2 separate regions of the Homo sapiens genome follow, and region 1 is linked to region 2. The links are chromatin contacts, found by Hi-C or POLR2A ChIA-PET in ENCODE. All regions are on one chromosome and are shown on one strand. The core of a region is the stretch at or near the end of the contact, and the rest is flanking DNA. Distances in the headings are between cores, read along the strand shown.

What was found. A loop is a pair of places that touch in the nucleus more often than their neighbours do. ChIA-PET counts read pairs that join two places held with the same protein, here RNA polymerase II (POLR2A). Pooled maps may share reads with other maps.
Region 1: a pooled map shows a loop between it and region 2 (3-fold over the local background). The contact joins the promoter of DOK4 here to the enhancer-like site in region 2. A Hi-C loop is called at or near these places in 7 of 50 pooled maps. POLR2A ChIA-PET finds 5 or more read pairs at or near these places in 5 of 52 experiments (A549, HEK293, OCI-LY7 and 2 more).

The regions. Positions count from the first base shown.
Region 1 is chr16:57,485,043-57,487,742 of GRCh38, forward strand. It overlaps DOK4 (docking protein 4), which reads right to left and starts at 1,451. Exons shown (of 9, transcript NM_018110.5): 1 at 1,263-1,451. RefSeq lists an enhancer at 704-1,500 and a silencer at 1,332-1,631.
Region 2 is chr16:57,589,865-57,592,564 of GRCh38, forward strand. The region is part of intron 1 of LOC105371291 (a long non-coding RNA gene); the gene reads right to left. Among named protein-coding and RNA genes, the nearest start is that of ADGRG1, 37 kb to the right of the region's middle. Within about 2 kb of position 1,392, at least 13 of the 41 ENCODE cell types and tissues checked have a DNase peak (open chromatin) inside an H3K27ac peak, as active enhancers do.

The sequences.
Region 1 (2,700 bases), core at 201-2,700, 100 kb before region 2:
TTCTTCCACCACCACCAGCCTCCATCTGGCTGGACCTGGCTCAGCTTCCAGAGGTGCGTGAGCCACAGTGGGCTCCCAGCTCCTGGGTCTCAGCGCTGACTGGCATGGCCAGCAGGCTGTTGTTACTGGAGAACCAGCTGTGCCCAAGACCCGCAGTTTGGTTCAGAGCTGCCTCAGGGAAGAGCATGCTGCTGACATCGAGGCCAGGCCTAGTTGGGCGGCCCCACCTTGGCCAGGGTTGTGGGGTGAGGTCATGCCCAGCCCTGCTGCCCTGCCCAGGAGGGAAGTGCTGGGAGTAACCAGTACCAGCACAGCAAGGCAAGCAACTGGGGAGAGGAGGCACAGCTCCTGGGATCAGAGTTGGGGGTGGGGGCAGGAAGAGCCTGTACCAGCGCCACATCCCTCTGAAAGGGTCCAGGAAAGAACCTGCCCTAAGCAAGCCCACCTCACACTGCCCAAGTGGAGTCTCCTAGAGATACTGCCAGGCCCCTCGCTGCCCTGGCCATCAGACCCCTCCAACCCACACCCTCCATCCAAGCGGAAGCGCCCCAGCAACTGACGTGTCCCCATGGCTTGGGGCAGGCAGGCTGCACAGAGCCCCTGCTCTGCCACATCACCCAGGTGCCCAGCCTCGGCTCATGCCCCTTTTCAGTAATAGAAAGCATGTAACTGGATCTAGGGCCTTGCGGGCCCTGGGGGAGAAGGTGGACAGGACCTTGGGGGCCAATGGAGAAAGGTTCAAGGACAGGAGGCAGCTGGCCATGAGTTTGGGCTGTGGGGAGAAACCCCATAGGCAGGAGGGGGTCGGCAGTGGGGGCCAGCTGGGGTACAGAAAATCATCTCTTGGAATTTGGAGGAGGTGAGCGAACAGGAGGCCCCGGGGAGGAGCAGGAAGGCAGAGAGAAGGTTGGGAGCTGCCAGGGGCTGGGTTATGCCCCTTCCGGGGGGGCAGGCCCGGGAGCGCAGGGCCTGGGTTGCTCGGATGAGGTTTGTGTGGGTGCGGGTGAGGTCAGCTCGCGACCTGGGCTCCCCCGGAGAGGAAAGCTGCGGGTGGAGAGAGCGCAGGGAGTTTCAGGGCCCAGGCACTGGCTTTTGGGGGGCGGGTCTCTAAGCTCCCCACCCGAGAGTAGGAAGGTCCCATGGGACGGAGCGTCCTCAGGTTCAGGAAGTGACTGAGGGTCCTCAGGGGTGGGAGTCGCCGAGACTCTTGCAGGCTCTGGGCGGCCTATGTCCCCCTCCCTGCCTCACGCCCCCCAATTTACCTGGGCGCCGAGGCCCGGGCCAGGAGCGCCTGCTCAGCGGCGCCGCGGAGCAGGCTCATGCCCGCGTCACGGCGCGGCTGGCGGGGGCGGCAGGGCGGCGGCGGCGCCGGGCTCCAGGCGGGGACGGCGAGGGAGGCGCGGCCGCAGGGCTAGGGATCGGGCTCCGGCTGGGGCTCCGGCTGGGACTCCGCTCCGCTCCCCCCTCCGCCAGGTCTCGCCGCTGCGCCCCGCCCCCTGCCCCGCCCTGGCGGCCGGCCCCCGCCGTATTCCTCCGAGCCGCGGGACGCGCGATTCTGCCCTGGCGCCCTGGCACCCCCGCACCCGCTTCAGGTCGCCCCCGGTACCCCCAGCTCATTCCCACCGCCCCTCCCTGGGCCCCAAAGCCCACATGGCCTCTCAGCCCCTGAAAGCTGAACTCCACATCAGCTCCCAGCCCCCACATCTCAACCCCTTCACTTCTTCAGGAATCACATACACACCCATACGCCACATCAGCTCCCAGCCCCCATATCTCAATTCCTTCACTTCTTCAGGAATCACATACACACCCATTGCTCCCCTAACCCCATCATGACTCTCTGGGCCCTCACAGCCCAGCTCTCCCAGCCCCACAGTGACCTCCTCTGCTACCCCTCCTCAAGTAGCCGCACCAGCACCTCTGTCTTCCCTGGTCTCCTCTCCACCCTCAAAACATCCAGTTCTCCCATTCTAGGTCCCCCTGAGACTTTGCCCTCAAGCTCAAACTTCATTCCCCTTCATTGCTGCCCCCACCCAGCCCCCAACCCCCTCACCTCTGCCCTTCGGGCCTGTGCAGTGGTTGACTCACTGATCTGTCGGAATCCCCAGTCACAGGCCTCAGCTGTGCCAGGCAGGGACAAGAGAAGTTGCCCAGTGCCTCCTCTGGGGAGGAGCTGTCCCCCCTCTGGTTTTCACGTCTGTACCTTTTTACACCAGGGCTTCTCAAAGTGTAGTCCCTGGACCAGAAGCTTCCCATCACCTTGAAACTTGTTAGAAATGCAAATTCCCTGCCCTACTCAGACCTATGAAATCAGAATTTTTGGGGGTTTCCAGCAGAAATGTGTGTTTTAACAGGCCAGGTGATTCTGATGCACACGAATGTGTGAGAACCACTGCTTTAGACCATATATACAAAACAAAACAATAGGCCACCTGAACAGCCAAAATCCTGAGAAATGAAAATACCTCCACATCCAGCTACTGTCCAGGTGTCTCAGAGGAATAGGCCTAAAGCAGTGAGGGACCAAGGATCCCAACACCCACCCATGGAATGCATGCCCCTGCCCCGGAGACGCCTGGGCCTCAGCCTTGCCCAGGGAGCTTAAAAGGAGGCTGCCTCTGGATGTCTGAAAATTTCCCTGATGGTCATTGTGGTGTCTGTGATCAGCCTGAGCTAACCAGCCCCAGGCCCATGGCCAAG
Region 2 (2,700 bases), core at 142-2,641:
AGCAATTCTTCTGCTTCAGCTTCCCGAATAGCTGGGACTACAGGTGCTCACCACCATGCTCAGCTAATTTTTGTATTTTTAGTAGAGATGGGATTTTACCATGGAGGCCATGTGATCCTCCCGCCTGAGCCTCTGGAGTAGCTGGGACTACAAGCACACCACCACACCCAGCTTTTTTTTTTTTTTTTTTTTGTAGAGATGGGGGTCTCACTATGTTGCCCAGGCTGAGATTACAGGCATGAGCCACCACACTTGGTCAATACCATTTTTTTTTTTTTTTGGAGACAGTGTCTTGCCCTGTCACACCCAGGCTGGAGCACAGGGGTGCAATCTTGGCTCACTGCAACCTCTGTATTCCAGGCTCAGGCAATTCTCCTGCCTCAGCCTCCCAAGTAGCTGGGGTTATAGGCGTGTGCCACCATACCTGGCTAATTTTTTGTATTTTTAGTAGAGACTGATTTTTACCATGTTAGCCGGGCTGGTCTCAAACTCCTGGCCTCAAGTTGATCTGCCCACTTCGGCCTCCCAAAGTGCTGGGATTACAGGCGTGAGCCACCGTGCCCAGCCCATACCTTTTTAATAATGGTTTAATGCCAAGAAAAAGTAAGTAATACATATCTAAACATTTATACTGCACTGAACTATACAGACAGAGCTGTAAAGGGCACATACAAAATTCAGGATGCCTCTGGGGAGGGGAGGTAGGGAAGGGTAGGGGAGACTCAGGAATTTGGATTTTGTTTGCAGGCAAAGGAGGGGGCACTGTTTCTAAGAAGAGTGATGATACCACCGTATTTTTGAAAAATGATGAAACAGCGTGGGGGAAACTGCTATGTCTTCCATATTCAGGCTTTTTCTTCTCCAAGCCCATTTCCTCCCTAGCAATGATAAGAGGAAACACTCCCGGTGAGTCAGATGCTCTCTAAATATTTTTGCTCATTGAATGTTGACACCAGCCCTGTGTTTAGTATCATACTGGGAACACGCATGAGGAGCTGAAGCACAGACAGGTTAAGTGGCTCGCCCAGGGTCATACAGCTACTCAGTGCTGGAGCCGAGATCACACCAGGCTCTGCTTCCCCACCAGAACCATGAGAGGTTGGGAGTGACCCTACTGGACAGGGATATCTGAGGTGGGAGGGGCTGTGTGTGTGTTCATGCTGAGGCCGGCATGCTTAGAACATCAACCTCAATTTTCCTCCCCACAGGGTCTGGCGGGGAGGCAGGGAGCAAGGTCGTTAAGGGTGGGCAGGGTGAGGGGGAGATTCCCTGACAGCCTGGGTTCTGCCCCTCACTTGCTACAGCCCCATGCAAGCCTCTTGGCCTCTCTGAGGCTCTGTATTCTCACCTGTCAAATGGGGGTTGTCCTGGGTGTTACTTCAAAGGCTGATGAGAAAGGAGTGAGTGGGCTGGCTCGCAGCCTGGCGTGACAAGCAATGCATAAATGTATGCCGTATGAGTCACCTGTCCACAGTGGCCCCAGCAGCTCTCTCTAGCAGGGCTTGGCCAAGACTAGGCCCTCAGAGTGTAAGAAAACTCCTGGTTTGGTGCCTAGCACACTATAGATGTGGCAAACTGTGTCCAAGAACGTTTTGATGGGAGCCTGCCTGGATGACAGAAGATCAGAGTGTGCTGGAATGTCCCACCCTTTCCAGCTTCCCGCAGCCAAGCCAGGCTCTGGGGTGATCATTCCCATAGCAACCACCAGGGGTCAGGGCTGGCCACTTCTGCCTTCTTCCCTCATCCTAGCGCCTGTGGGTGGCGATGACATCCCTGCCATCTATGAGGTGGAGCATTTCCAACAAGAGCAGGTCTGAGGCCCTGGCTTGACTTTCCCAGTCCTGTTAAAGAAGAACATTGGTAAGTGTGTCCATCCATCTGTTGGGCTGTCTGTTGTTCTAACATTCACCCATCCATTTATACTTTTGTCCATTCATCCATTTATCTGTTCATTCTTTTGTCTGCCCATCCATCCATTATCGCTTTATCTTCTATTTCCTCATCTATCCACTCATCTGTTCCTTCATCCAGCCATTCATCTGACTATCCATCTGTCCATTGTCCTCCACCCGTCATCCATCCGTCCAGCCTCCATCCATTCATCCGTCCATCTATCCATTCTAATGTCTGCGTGTCCATCTGTCCATCTATCCATCCATCCCTCCATCCATCCATCCTTCCTTCCTCCTTCATCCACTCATCTGTCCATTCTAATGTCTGTGGGCTCTTCTCTTCATCCATCCATTCATCCATCCATCCATCCATCCATCCATCCATCCATCCAATGTTCAAACACCTGTCCATCTACTCTCTGTCTATCCAACATGCAGTGAGACCTTCTGTTGAGCCAGGACTTGCTCAGCTCCAGGGTACCCTATGAAGGAAGGAGACCCAGTTCCCGTTTCTGCCACTTCACTCCCCCACCTTTGGCTCACCATTTGCTGGGGAGTGGAGAAGTATCAGGCAGTGATAACATAATGAGATGTGTGTGGTCAAGCTCGGAGGTGCAAAAATGTCATATTAATTTTTATGTCACATTAGACTCCAAGGCCTCTCATCCCCTGCATGGGTAGGAAATTCAACTCGTCCTTTATGGAGAAGGCCATTGGGTTAAACAAAAATCTGGGTGGCTTAGGTTGCTTGCTCCTGGAAGGAAAACGGGGGAAGGGCCTGGGGTTAGACTCCGTGGTCTCAACGTGG